Linked DNA regions of Homo sapiens: region 1 is linked to region 2. The links are chromatin contacts, found by Hi-C or POLR2A ChIA-PET in ENCODE. All regions are on one chromosome and are shown on one strand. Each heading gives the region's core, a stretch centred on a gene start or an enhancer-like site at or near the end of the contact. The rest is flanking DNA. Distances are from core to core; before and after follow the strand shown. Region 1 overlaps IGSF21 (immunoglobin superfamily member 21). Region 2 overlaps IGSF21 (immunoglobin superfamily member 21).

Region 1 (7,310 bases), core at 2,008-4,507, 87 kb before region 2:
GCAGGTGGGTCCCAGCTCCCAGATATCCTGGGGCCATGCCTGGTGTCCCTCACCAGCGTGAAGGAGGAATCAGGACCAGGAGGCTGAGTTGACATGGGTGCTGTCCATCCAGCCAGGCTAGAGGTTCCTCTGGGGAATTTCTGGATGATAGACTTCCACAGCTCCTTGAAATTCCAGTGCTCGTTGTGTCCCTCCGTGGTGAGGCTTTCCTTCAGCAAAAACTTTGAAATGTGTTTGCTGCTGGATTAGCCCTTGGAGCCACGATTCTGCTCCTACCATGTCTCAGTTCCACAATCTTCACTGGCTCCCCAGTGCTGGCACAATCAAGTCTGCACTTCTTAGCCTGGCCATTCTGAGTGTCAGCCCGGCTGCCCTTAAAGCCTGACCTCCAGGGAGCTCCATCCTTCCCTGAGCACGCGCTCAGTCCCTGACTCAGTCTCCCAGGGCTGCTCACCCATGCTGAGACAGCTCAGGGGCGCTCCTTCCTCCAGTCCCCAGCTCAAGCTCCTTCCTCTACCCAGAATGCCTTCTTTACCCTTCCAGGACCAGCTCAGTGGGTCTCTCGAGAGCCTTCCTATTTTCACTTCCACTTAGTGAGAAAGGGACACTATCTTTGCTTCCATAAATGCTTATCTCCCTAGTGTGGCCCCTGTCTCATGTAAACACTATTATCTGTTTACATCCATCCCTAGCACAGAACAGGATAGCGCAGCAGAAGAGCAAAGGTGGACCCCTCCTCATTATCCCTCCTCATGGGGCTGGGGTAAAATCAACGACATAAATCACGTGAAACTCAAAGCAGGGTCAGCTCAGTGACAGAGGCTGATCCAAGGGCAACGTGGATCCCGGCCACTCAAGTTAGGAAGACTTAGCCAAAAGGTAGCATTGTAGGGTGAGCTATATCCCTCTAAAAGATACATTGAAATCCTAAGCCCTACACCTGTAACTGTGGCCTCATTTGGAAATAGGGTCTTTGCAGACATAATCAAGTTAAGATGAAGAAGGGCCCGAATTGAATATAATGTTCTTATAAGAAGAGCGGAATTTGGACACAGAAGCAGACACAGAGGGAGCAGGCCACGTGATGGCAGAGGCAGAGACCGGAGGGATGCAGGCACAAGCCCAGGAACACCAAACACCAAGAATTGCAGCAGCCACCAGCAGCTAGGAAGGCACCAGGATGGATTATTCCCTGCAGGAATCAGAGGGAGTGTGGCCCACCCACACCTCGATCTTGGACTTCTAGCCTCCAGAAGTGTGAAACAATAACTTCTGCTGTTTTAAGTCACTGTTACAGCAGTCCTAGGAAACTAATTCAGGTAGGAAGCAAAGGGGGGCGCTGTCTACCTACTAAGCCCCAGGCATTTCCCTAGATAATTTCACTCACATAACCTCACTTAAACTCTCTTTGTCAGGAGACAGATAGGCTTGTTTCTTATTTTATAACCGAGGTGACCAAGATGCAGAGAATGGAAGTGACCATCATGCAGTTGGGAAGACGCAAGAGCCCGGATGTGAACCAAGAACTAAGGCAAGCCTTCCCACTGTCCCACAATGGGCAGAATCTCAAGGGTCTTCCAGCCAGCAGGAGAAGCAGCAGAACCCATGAGTGGGGAAGGAGCAGGGGCTTGGGGTCTTTGTCTGGATCCCCAGAGCCCCCTTGGACCCGCTCCTACCCATCCCTCCTGTTACCCTGCTCACACAATGCAATTGCCTAGGGATGGATTCTCACGGGGGTAGGGGGGGGCCGGGAGCAGCTTCCCTAGTGTGAGCCCCCAAGCAAGAGCACCTTATCTGACGAAGCGGGGAGGGGCTCTGAGCTCCCGATAAAACTTTGCCCATTTGTTAACATGTGTTCCCAGCTGAGATTACCAGGCGTGGAGCAGACAATGGAAGCGATTAAATAAAGTCGGAGCTTTGCAGCCGAGGTGAGAGATAGGGAGGGAGGGAGACCAGGGAAGGGGGAGGGGGGCTGCCACCTGCTCACTCTGGGCTCTATTACCGCAGCCACCGAGGAGAGGCACAGGCACAGCTTCCCATCACGCACATGCAGATGGCCAAAGAGGAGGCAGTGGAGTCACCAGGGCTGGGAAGCTGAGAACTGTGGAGTCGGATGCCTGGATTGACAGGGCCTCTGTGAGGGCACTTCAAGAGCCGGTGCCCAGGATCCGAGGGGCGCCTGGATGTCCGTGTATCCAACAGCAGTCAAATCACAGTAGCCGTTGTTGTAATGGGGATATCTGAGGAGTTTACTCTGAGCCAGGTGCATCTTTTGTCTTACTGAATCTCCACCATGAGAGGTGAGTTCTAGCACTATCCTCATTTTACAGATGATGCGATAGAGGCTGGGAGAGGTCGAAACACTGAAACACATCCCCTGGGTGGTGAGTGGCAGGGACAGTATTTGAACTCAGGGCACGCCACTGATGGGTGCAGGGGCCCCAACCCACTCTTTATTCACCAGAGCCACCCTCCCTTCTATCTGTTTAATGTACCGGGGGGCCTTGCAAAACTGAGTATTTTTTAAAAGTTTGCTTTAGAAGGACATGGGCCTAATTCATTCAACCCATTTACGGGCACCAAAGCACCCCAGTCCAAGGCCCGCTGGGGAAGGGGGACCAGTGAGATGGGCAGGGGAGAAAGACAGAGAGTCCCAGGGGGCCACCCTCATCTGGCCCATGGAACCTGCCACCATCAAGAAGTCTTGCTTTGGGGGGGCATCTGGGCAGAGGGGGCAGGGGAGAGGTCTTCCTATTGTCCTTTTATTCGAATTATTTGTAAATAACAAAGCCTATTACTCCCACGACCTTATTAGATCCTCAAAACACCCCAGCAGTAAAGTAGGGCCAGGGGGGTGGTGACAGAAGTGGCGTCACTCTGCCATCGGATGACCCAGCCCAGTTCCACCTGGGGCCCAGTGTGGAACTGCTGCAATACTCTGCTCTCTCTCTCTCTCTTGATCCCATACATTTTATACTGCCGGCCTCCTCCGTAATTTTAGAGTTTTTCCCCAGCCAGTTTTATTACAGCATTAAGAAAGCGCCTGGCAGGCCTTGCCTAACATCACAGACTCATCTGGAGACCGTCTGTATTTTTTAAGGTCTGGCTACGTGGTTTTTCTATGCTTTATAGTGAAGAAAATAAAAACGGGGGAGATGAATGACGACGATCCCTTGGCACCCTGGGAGCCTGGCTCCTGGGCTCACTCAGTTCTTACAATGACAGCTGCTCCCCTCTCTGCATGGGCAGGGCCACCCTACGGGCCCATGTGGGTCCCGGCAGCTATAAATGGCATCTCAGGAAGAGAGGCAGGCAGGACCCAGAGCTGCCACTTATGACTTGGGCAGGTCCTACTCCCTGGAGCTGGCTCTGGGCACTCTCCCCCAAGTTCTGATCTCCAGTGGGCTCTTACTCTGGTATGGCCACTCAGAAAATGGCATTGTCCAGTCAACCCCGTGTTCACTTCGAGACAGATTATACTGTGTACATCATCTTTATAAATTTTCAAAGGATTGCAAAATATCAGATACACTTGAAAACTGAAATTTTATTTAAAATATCTTTCTGCAAAGAGCCAGAGAAATGTCTACAAGTGATTAAGAAACTGCTGTGTGCCAAGCATTTTAAGCACATTGAATTTTTAAATCCCCATCCCCTCTACACAGATGAAGAAACCAAGCCTTGGAGAGGTTACGACACCTTTCCAAGAATCCACTGGATTCTTATAGAAGCCAGTGGCCACGTCAGCACAGCTAAGACACAGTCACAGTGACAGGAGCTGACACTGGCTGAAGACTTACTCTTGTTCCAGGCATCATTCTAAGCCCTTGGCTTTCACCATAGCCCCAATATGAGGTAGTCTTGGTTATTTCCCCAGTTGATAGATGAGGAAACTTAGGCTCAGATAGATAAAGTCACATACCCAAGGTCACCCAGCTGTTGAGTGGCAGAGCCAAGGTTTGAACCCACAGGCTGCCTCCAGAGCCTGGATTCAAGGCCCTCTCTGGAGCATTCCAACGTCTGCCTTTGTCCTTCACACCCAGTGACTTCTCTGTAGGTACCAGGCAAGTTTCTGCTGCCTGGGAATCACTGAGGATTTGTCAGCACCAGACAAATGCAGTTATTAGAACATCCAGCAGGGTGAATGGCTTAGCTGAAAACAGCATTTGTGGGATGATAATTATGGAGCGAGATTTCCAAGGACCAGAAAAGTTAAGTAACTTATCCAAGGTCACACAGCTTACTGTGGGCTGATGGAGACCTAGAATCCGAGGTCAGCCTCCCTCTTGGACTCTTGTACCTTGTGCATCCAAGGGACCCCTCCTGGGTCCAGACACCCCACAGGCTTGCCATCTGGGGGCCACAGCACCTCTCAGCACCAGGCTTCTCTGCTCTCCAGGCACTGACAAGACTGGGTTGCCCGCCCATGACCTTGTGAAGGGACAGGAGTGGCTTTAGCAATCCAAACACACTCCTTCCTCGCATCGAGACACCCGAATGCTGAGTGATTTGTATGCTCTGAGCACGTCACCTCCTTTCAGGAGACAGAGAGGCTGCCTGAAAAGTCATTTTTCAGCATTTGACACAAAGTCTCTTTCGCTCTCTAGCGAAGCCAGATAACCATCAGCAGCCGGGCCGATTAGAAAAAATATATACTTGGTACCGGGAAGCCGGGAAAAGAGAGGAAGCCAGCTCGTCCGTCTTCCTTCACTCATCTGGACAGGGGCACGGGGCGGCTCCCCCACTTGTCTCTGTGGCTTGCATAGAAGGGTGTCTTACTGGAGATATCACCTTCCTGGGAAAACAGCATCTTCCAGAGGTGGCAGCAGAGGCCTGGGCTTGAGAGGCTCAAGATCATGTGTTCAAGTCCCAGCTCCGTCACTGCCTAGGGTTGTGACCTTGGGCAAGTCACTTCCCTGCTTGGAGCCTCAGTTTCTTCGTCTATCAAACAGATATAAGAAGAGCACCACCTCATGGGGCCATTATGTGGCTCTGATGAGATAAAACAGAGCACTTCTAACAGACTCTGTCAACTAGACAGTGCTCAATAAAGGTCAGCCTTGACACGGATAATTTTTCAGGGGGTACCTTCAGGACCCTGTGGAGCCCCCTGCTAAGCTTTGGCAGTGAGGACAGACCCTGGGCTCTCCTGCTGACATCTAAGTATGTTGGTTGTTGAGCTCTTGGCTGCACACTGCACACTTGGATTCTGCAGACGCGCCCTGCAGGGACTCAGGAAGTATCCAAGGCATGGCCTCTCCTCCCTGCCATTAGGTCAGATGGAGTCCTGCAGGTCAATACAGAATCCAGCTCAACGAGCATTTAGTAATAACCCAAATTACTCCTCCCTTCCCTGTAACCCCAAATCCATTCAGCCTGCTGGCATCTTTCTCGGGGATTATAAGGTGGCATCCTCCCCGGCCTCCCTGCCTCCAGCCTCTGGATATCTGACAGAGATCCGACCACATTCAGCCCCCTGATTAAACTCTTCAAATCCTCCTCAACCCTACTGTCAATCTCAAGAGAAGGGATACCCCAGGATGAAGCCCCAGCCTCTTCATGTGGACCTCTCCATCAACATTTTCCCTTCCCAAGTCTCTCTGCACACAACCCCCCAGCATCACCAAGCTGCTTGCAGTTCCAGAAGGCTGAGCTCTCGCTTTTGCCCAAGGGCTCTGCACCTGCCACTTGCGCTGGCTGCTGCCTCTTCCGGGAAGCCTTCTCTGCCTCCCTCCCATACCATAGTCTGGACCAGGCTTCTCTCTGGGCTCTACTATTGCCATGCACTGCCCTAGGGACCAGCATCTGTTTATGAGTCTTGGTCCCCACCAGACTGTCTTTCATTTCATTCCGGTCTGTGTTTTCTGCTTTGAACACATAATTGTGTTTAAAAACTCCTGTGGAATCAGTGAATCCGCAGTGTAGCTGTTGTGTGCCGCTGCCTGTGTTAGGTGCAGGGAATGCAGGAGAAAAGAGCAAGCCCTGGTCTTGAGGAGGTCCAAAGAGAACGCCAGGTGCAAAGAGAATGGAATTCATTCCAGAGAGGCACAGACAACAGGGCTGGGCAGCTCAGAGCAAGGGAACACATTCACACAGAGCCGGGGAATCTGGGAAGGTGTTAGAGGATGGTGGTCTCTGTGCTAGGTTCAGAAGGTTCCAGAAAGTGGAGAAGAAGGAAGAGGAAGAAGGGGTTCCTCTGCCCCTCCAAGCCTGTTCTGATCCTCATTCCAACTTCATTTCAACTGACCTGTCTCCATGCCTGCTCCAGCCGTTATAATCCATCGATGGCACCCAGAGCACCCCAAGTTCCCTGTGCTGTTCCGAGGCTGGCATGACATTCCATCCCCTGGAGACAGCTTGGCTGTGTAGAGTGAGTGAAGACTCTCATCAAAGACGCTCTTGGGTGCAAATCCAGCTTTGCTACTTTCTAGCTCTGTGGCCTTAAGTAAGTTTCTTTACTTTCTGGATGCTCTGTGAAGTGGGGGCGTGATACGGTTTGGCTGTGTCCCTACCCAAATCTCACCTTGAATTGTAATAATCCCCATGTGTCAAGGGCATGGCCTGGTGGAGATCATTGAATCATGGGGGCTGTTCCACCCATACTGTTCTTGTGGCAGTGAATAAGTCTCAAGGGAGCTGATGGTTTTATAAATGGGAATTCCCCTGCACAAGGTCTTTTGCCTGCTGCCATGTAAGACATGACTTTGGTCCTCATTCATCTTCCACCATGATTGTGAGGCCTCCTCGGCCATGTGAAACTATGAGCTCATTAAACCTCCTTTCTTTATAAATTACCCAGTCTTGGGTGTGTCTTTATTAGCAGTCTGAGAACAGAGGGTGACATTATCACTCCGTCAAAAGAGTGGGTCTCCTGGGTTGACTAGTGAACCCCACAACATCCCTGTCCTCCTGGAACATCAGAATGTGAATTTATTTGGAAATAGGTCTTTGCAGTTGTAATTAGTTAAGAGGCAGTCATACTGGATGAGGGTGAGCCCTAAAGCCAATATGACTGGGGTCTTAATAAGAAGAGAAGGGACAGAGACACACAGGAAGATGTTGGCTGTGTGACCACAGAGGCAGAGCTTGGAGCAAGGCATCCACAAACCAAAGAACACCAAGATTTCTGGCAACCACCAGAAGCTGGAAGAGGCAGAAAGGATCCTCCTCTGGAGCCTTCAGAGAGAGTATGGCCCTGCCGACACCTTGATCTCAGATTTCCAGTCCCCAAACTTCAAAGGAATACATTTCTGTTGTTCTAAGCCACCCAGTCTATGATCATTTGTCATAGCACCCTAGGAAGCTAAGAT
Region 2 (7,167 bases), core at 4,284-6,783:
CCTGGGGCAGCTGCTTAATTAATGGAAGTGACTGGATCGTGGACTTCTCGCCCAAAGCAGCTCCAGCAGAGGGAGAAGAAACAGTGACCCCACTCTCCTCAGAGTCTCCATGGCCTGCTGGCCCCATCAGGAGGAAGGGAGAGGCCAGTTACATGCCAAAAGCTCTCATGTGTTATTGCTGTATCTCACTCACCCTCCATTTTTAAAAGACAGGGAAACTATGACTCAGACAGCGAGTGTCTTGCCCAAGGATACTTTGTTAGGAAGTGGTGGACAACAGGAGCCCATTGCAGATGGAAACCAAAGCACATTAACCGCAGGTGGCTGCCCCACAGAGACAGGGAGGGATTAGGAAGGATGGGCATACCCAGGGATGTGCTGGCAAGTGTGTAACAACCAATTCTCGGGTGAGGGAGGCCCCAATGTATAGTTTGCCGATTTCCATTGTGTGAATACTCCAGTAATGGTCTATTTCAAGCTACCAATGGGAGAAACTCAGATTTGGGAAGAGATGTGCAAATCAATGCCTGGGTGTGAATCTGGCTCTGCCCCTCACTCAGGCAAGTCACACAATCTCTCCAAGCCTCTTTACTCATCTGTAAAGGGGGAGAATATTATCTCCCAAACAGGCATTTCTGGGATAGTTGAGTATGATGTTATGTGTGAACATGTCTGGCACAGGGTTTGGCACATAGTAGCTGCTCGGTGAATGCTTGCTCCTCCCTCCCTCCCTCCCTCCCTCTCCTTCTTTCTTTCTTTCTTTCTTTCTTTCTTTCTTTCTTTCTTTCTTTCTTTCTTTCTTTCTTCCTTCCTTCCTTCCTTCCTTCCTGTCTTCCTCCCTCCCTTCTCAACCTTTTTCCTTCCTTTCCTCCCTCCTTCCTTCTTTCTTTACCTTCCCAAATCCCCATCACCCATCTAGGACAGTCCCCTCTCCAAGGAGAACATAGAGGGGACACGAAGTCCCCTTGGTCTTCCCATCACCTTGCAGTGTTGGCCCTTCCTCCAGATGCCAGCTGTGATGCCACTGTGGTCCATGGAATGGAGAAGGACAATGGACACATTCTCACACCAGAAAGGACTTCCAGAGGCAACTGAGCAGGGCCAGGAAACAAGCCTGGGTCTGGTGTTTGAACCAAACCTCAGGCTCAGGGGAGACATCATTCATTCATTCAACAAACACATCTTCAGGATCTATGTGCTCAGAGCCAGGCCTGGTGCCAGGGCCGAGGGTGCAGAGATGCTCACCCTCAATAGCTCTGTTCAGGAGGGAGACTATCCCCAACGATCTCCAGCCCCAAGGAGGGCTGCTTTCAAAGTGTTGCCAAAAGTACTGCTGCCAACATGCTTAGGGCACACCTGAGTCTGTGTGTGTGTGGTGGGGGGCTGTGGAGGGAGGATGTGGGTGAGCAGAAACTTGGAGAAAGCCTTATGGGGAGCCAGGGACTGTGCTAGCTGAGGGCAGATGTCTGCTCTCTGAGCCAAGAAAGGGCGGAAGTGGGGGAGGAGGTGGAGGATGGAGAAGCTAAGGCCAGAAATCTCTGAGCAGGACAAGACTGTGGAGACAGGGGAGACAGTGAGCTCTTGTCTCAAGCTGTGTGACCCTGGGCATGTCAGTGTCCTCACCTGTGGACTGGGGATATAACACCCACCTGGACAGCAGTGGAGGATAGAGGAAGTCACAGCAGCAAAGTGGCTACAGCAGCACACAGCTCACAGTGCACACTTGAGGTCAAAGCTTACTGGCCTGTAAGCACATGGGAAACTGACCTGTCTCATGCCAGACCCCTGTGGCTAAATGAAGTCCAGCAATGGGTTGAGGATGGGAGGAAGGCTGAGCTCGCAACCACAGAATCTGGGTTCCAGTCCAGCCACTGCCTACTGCCATCCTTTCATCTTCCTGGGCCTCATTTTCCCTCATCTGTTCAACAGGTACAAGACTAGCTGTCTCCCTGTGTGATGTGAGGTCTAAATGGAATAATGGGCGTGGAAGTGTTTTGTGCATTTTCAAGTACTGCCAGCAGGTAGAGAGTTAAGATATCTAGTCAGGGCCTCTGCTACTTTATCTGAGAAACTGCAGAAAGAAAGAATGTAGTTCCAGGATCAGAACATCTTTGCTGCCAGGAAGTCCACCTGCAAGTCCAGCCTCAATTCCACATGCTATAAGCCTTTTCACACAATTTTCCATAGAAATAGAAAGCCACATGCTCAGTCTTTTTCAAAACCAGGTTGCACATGTCGCAAGGCCAGAGGTAGCCTAATCACCCAAACAAACAACCTGACTGAGCACCTGCTATGTGTTTTGTGGAGGACTCAACAGTGAACAGAACCAGATGGGGTCCCTGCCTGGGTGGAGCAGGGTCTAGTGGGTCAGGGGATTGGAAGTTCACTATAAGATTGGCCTCCATCTGTACATTTTACTAGCGGGGAACAACTTGAGTCTCACACTGCACTCAATGGGCCTCAAGACTCCAGGGAAAGACAGAGGGCAGGCGGTGGGATTGGTCACCCCCAGCCAGAGGGCCATGAACCATCCTCTGTGCATTACCAAGAGTGCACTGACTGGCAACTCCAAGGCTGGCACTGGTCATCACACCTAGAGAGGTTATCACATGGGATCCTTTCCTTGCAAGCAGCAGAAATTGACACTAGACTCTCAAGCCAAAAAATGTAACCAATGAGAACACTACGAAAAAGTCGAGTAACGCAAGGACTGGGGCTGCTTCAGCGGGTACTCATCGTTACCATGGTTAACACTAGTAACAAGCATCAGAGCCCACGGGACTGAGCTAAGAGCTCTGCTTGTAATGCCTGATTCCACCCTCTCAGTACACTGGGAGATAGGTCCCATCATTATCAGTCTCAGGAAACCAACAAAGGACGGTTTCCTGGGGGTCCCAGGGGCAAGGGGGACATTCTAGTGTCTCTCAGTCTTTGTGACACTCCGCTCAATATTCAGATTCCAGGGCCCATCTTGGGGATGCCTTACCCAGTAGTTTCACCCACCAAGATGTCATGCAATTTATGTGTTGGGTGGGGTGGGGGTGGGGTGCGGGGTTGGTGTGATTTCCCAAAGCAAATTTAGTATGTGGCCAGAAGATGTAACAAAGGCTGGTGGAAAAACCAAACACCAGATTCCTTTCCTGGGAGGGGACTAAAGTCTGGGTCTCAGAAAAACCCCACCCCCAAGCCACACCCTGCCCACGACCTGTCTCTCCTGCTCTTTTGGGCTGCAGAGGTGACTGAACAGGGCCTGCATCTCCAGCCCCATACACACTACCTTTATTGCTCCATCCATGGAATCTTAGCCGGGGGTCTTAGTGAACATGAGCCCCCTCCACTCCTGGAGCTCACTGTAGCATAAAGGTGGGTTCCAGGATCTCACCACCCCAATCTTCCCTGGAATTTCATCCTAAAGAAGGACACCTCCTAGGAAGTGATCTCATGTGTTTTACCACCACTGACATTTATCATTTGAAATGAACAGCTTTGCAGCCTCCTACAAGTAGTAAGGGCTGCTGTACTCCCTTTCCAGTGATGAAAAAGCAGCTGTCTCTGGATTGCTTCAGACCTGGTTTTGAAACTCCCAGTTCCTCCACTTACAAAAGATCCTGAACCTCCTTTTATTTAAAAAGAAAAAAGAAGGCAAAAAGAAAAAAGAGAGGAAGGGAACAGGAGTGGATGGGGGAGGAAAGGAGGTGGAGAGGGAGGATGGACAAAATAGATTGTCGTTCATCTTTTCGGAAACATGCCCAGTCTCTCGCTGCCCTGGGATGAGGATCACACTCATAGGCCTTGCTCTTTTCACATGTGCCCTGCCCACAGCAGATGCCTATTCATTCTCTTGGTGATGGCAATAGCTTTCAGGGACACTCCCTCTCCCATCTGTGCAGATGAACACCCTGGATGATTCTATTTCAGTGTGGGTTTGGGAAGGAGTCAGGCATCCAGACAGGAGACTGGACACATCCATGTGGCTGGGGCTCAGGAAATGATCACCAGGAGACAGCAGAGCATGGAGGGAGGAAGCACAGGCCAGGGAGTCAGAGGGCCCTGTATCTGAATTCCTGCTTGCCATTCAATGACTCTGCAGCCTTGGCAAAGTCACCTAGCCTCTCTGAGCCTCAGTTTCCTCATCTACAAAATGGACTTCATTTTACTTCTCAGGGTGCTTGTAAGGATTCTGTAAGACAAGAAAGATAAAGCACATGGCGTGACACCTAGCTCAGTTAGGGCCAGAGAGAGATAATAGCCCCTTCCTCCCTCTAAATGAAGCATCAATTTCCCACTGAGCCTTAAACACCATAGAGGCAGGGGACTCCTCTACCAAGCTCAGGGCCGTTTTCCCAATGCTCAGCACCGTGTCTGGCACATAGTGTACAATAAGCATTTGTTGGATGCATGAATAAATGAATTCCTGGTGGCCTGGGGCTATAGCGGAGGCGGGCAAGGTGGTAAGCCAGGCTGTCAACTGCCTAGGTTAAATACCTCTACAGATCCCAGGAAACCCAGTTAATAGAACTAAACAGCCTCTATTTTGTCGGTCTCTGCCTTTGAAGTCACACACCACTATAAACCAGGCACCTAACTAAGCAAGTCCCCTAAGCTCCTCCACCTCCTTCCCCTACTCCGTCCTCTGCCCATCTTGCCAGAGTGTAGTGAAGTTCAAGTGTGTCTGTGACTGACGTTCTGAAATATCAGAGTAGCAGGCAGATCTGAGGCATCACTCAGATGACCTGGGTCCTTCTCTACTCACATGCCCTGCCCAAGGGATTCTTTGCGGCCAGAGAGAGGAAAGGAAGATTCAGCGGAAAGAGGAGCCTGGGGCAGAACTAGGAGGGAGCGGAAGGAGCCTGTACTTCTGTCATTAACAAGTCTTAAACCTCAGAACCTCAGTTTCCTAATCTGTGAAAAGAAGGTCTTAAATCTATCTTGCAGCATGAATGAGGACTGCGAAGCAGCAGCCAGCATCCTGCTTGACACATCGCAGCTGATCCATATAATCGGGGCTATTGGAAAAACAAAACCCCAGCTACAATACTAGCTGCGGAGGAAGGGAGCAGTCTTGAGGTTGTGAAAGACTTGTGTGGAAGGAGCGCTCGATGTGGGCCTCATCCCCAGCATCCACCAGGGCAGCTTTACTTTAAGATCTATCATCTTGCTCAAGGTATTGGGATTTTAGGAGGGTGATAATGTTTCCTCTAAAAGGGTTTTCCTACTTAAAAGAAAAAGAAAAACACACAAGTTTCAAAACCACCGAAGTGAGTGATCTCCGAGGTCGCTCCAGCTCGAATATTCTCTGCACTTAAAACACGAAAATGAAAAACTCCCATTTGCAGAGCGGTTATGGGGTGGAAGAGGGGTGGAGTTTATGGCTAGGGGCGGGGCCACGCTGGAGGGGCATGGGCGAGGCAGCCTGCAAGGGATTAGGGCCCTTAACTCCCCCAGTTGGGGCTGGAGAAGAAACCCTGCCGCGCCAGAGGCCCCGCCCAGTGGGAAGGGGGCGTGTGAAGGGAGGATAAATATATAAAGTCGTCACACCCGCTCGCGCGCGCACAGCCCCCGCAGTCTCGGCGTTGCGGTTGCGGCGGCCTAGCGGAGACAGCCCCTCCATCCCATCCACCTGCTGACACGCGGCTGCGGAGACAGAGAACCCGAGAACCCGAGAACCCGCAGGGCCGCCCACCTCCGCCCGCGCAATCCCGGAGACCCCCGGCTGGGGCCGTGGGCTACCCCTAACTGGGGCTGCCCCCACCCTGCTCTCAGCGGAACGTTTCCCAGGGCTGAACAGCGGCTAAGGACCACTCCTCCATCCCCAGCCCGGCGCCACTGCACAGGCTCCAGTGCAGGACTTCCCAGAAGTGCCCAGGCACGGTTCACGGGGGCTGGAGGAGTTGAAAACGCCCCAGGACACGCCCAGGAGTCCCGAGAAATGTGGGTTTCTCCTTTGGAGGGTCTGATTCTGGGAAGTGGGGAGCCAGGGCAAGGACTTCCGGCCCAGCCAGTGCGAGGGGCAGCGGCCTCCTTCCTCCTGCCAGACCCGACTCTCTAGCGTCGGGCACCCTTGCTCTGCCACCCAAAGGGGCAGAACCGGCGAGGGCGTTCTGGCCGTGCCCCTCCCCGAGCAGTGACCGCCAGTACGTTCGTGAAGGCCGGCGCGGGTTGCTCCTCTCTGCGCCCTCGGAGGCAGGTGGCCCTGCAAAGCCGCTGCCAGGTGCACCTCTCTCGGCCACCTCCAGGAAGGGCGCCCTCCTCCGGCACAGCCCGCCTCTTGCGTCTCTCACGGACTCTTCTCGCACCCCGCCCCCCATTCTGGGCACAGACTTGGAAGGAGGAAGGAGGGACCCCACCCTCGTGTGCTCTCCTCTGCGGAGAAGAGAGGGCTCCCGGCTGCCTCGGATCTCCCTCTGCGCCCCAGACGCGGAAAGTTTCCCATTCGCGATCCGCGTCTGCGCTCTTCCTTCATCCTGAGCAGCGGAGCTCCGAGGCCGCGCTGGCTGCACCGGCCCAGATGCGCTCACCCTCAGGCACGCCAACCCCCGCCTCCCGCAGCCCGCAGAGGCGGGCAAAGGGATTTGAGGCGTCAGGATGCCGGGTCAGCTCTCTGCAGCCGGGCAGCCAGAAGAACCCTGCTCCCGGGTTCCAGGGAGAGCTCGCAGGGTGGGGTCCTGACGGAGCCAGGGTTTCCCAACAAGCCCTTCTCATCAGTCCTCTCCTTCACCCTGCCGCGTCTCTCTGTTCTGCGCATTCCCAGGGAAAGGGGTGCTTACCTTAGGTCCCCAGCCTCCAACCCCCGCCCCCTGCAATGTCCAGGTGAGGGCTCCAGTGCCTTTCAACAAACCCCAGTGCCCTCTCGGCGGCGCTGGAACGAGGACCTCCCCCATGTAACCTTTCCCTCTAGAGCCCTCCTCCCAAAGTTGAGGGGGGACATTTTGATCCACTTAGGAAAGTCTCTTGTTCCAAGGGTAGGGGAACAAAGTACAGGGTTTGCATTCCTTCTGGGTTACACCAACCCCTCCCCCCTCGCTGTCAGGACCACCTTCCGGGCTCAAATTCTGCAGCTTCTCCCATCAGCAGACCCAGCACTCCCCAAGGACTTCGGGGTAGAAGGAGTTGGGGTTATTTTTAAGGGGGCACCCCTTCCTGGCAGGCACTCTCAGAGCCTAGGTA

Evidence for each region. A loop is a pair of places that touch in the nucleus more often than their neighbours do. ChIA-PET counts read pairs that join two places held with the same protein, here RNA polymerase II (POLR2A). Pooled maps may share reads with other maps.
Region 1: a map of dorsolateral prefrontal cortex shows a loop between it and region 2 (3-fold over the local background). The contact joins two enhancer-like sites. A Hi-C loop is called at or near these places in 2 of 168 maps with a recorded cell type or tissue (dorsolateral prefrontal cortex and posterior cingulate gyrus) and 1 of 50 pooled maps. POLR2A ChIA-PET finds 5 or more read pairs at or near these places in 1 of 52 experiments (MCF 10A).

What each region holds. Positions count from the first base shown.
Region 1 is chr1:18,194,330-18,201,639 of GRCh38, reverse strand. All of the region lies in intron 1 of IGSF21 (immunoglobin superfamily member 21), which reads right to left. Among named protein-coding and RNA genes, the nearest start is that of IGSF21-AS1, 22 kb to the right of the region's middle. RefSeq lists enhancers at 216-716, 1,385-1,885, 1,886-2,386. Within about 2 kb of position 3,257, at least 2 of the 41 ENCODE cell types and tissues checked have a DNase peak (open chromatin) inside an H3K27ac peak, as active enhancers do; they include dorsolateral prefrontal cortex, where a contact is called at or near this core.
Region 2 is chr1:18,109,482-18,116,648 of GRCh38, reverse strand. The region is part of intron 1 of IGSF21 (immunoglobin superfamily member 21); the gene reads right to left. Among named protein-coding and RNA genes, the nearest start is that of IGSF21, 5.3 kb to the right of the region's middle. Within about 2 kb of position 5,533, at least 2 of the 41 ENCODE cell types and tissues checked have a DNase peak (open chromatin) inside an H3K27ac peak, as active enhancers do; they include dorsolateral prefrontal cortex, where a contact is called at or near this core.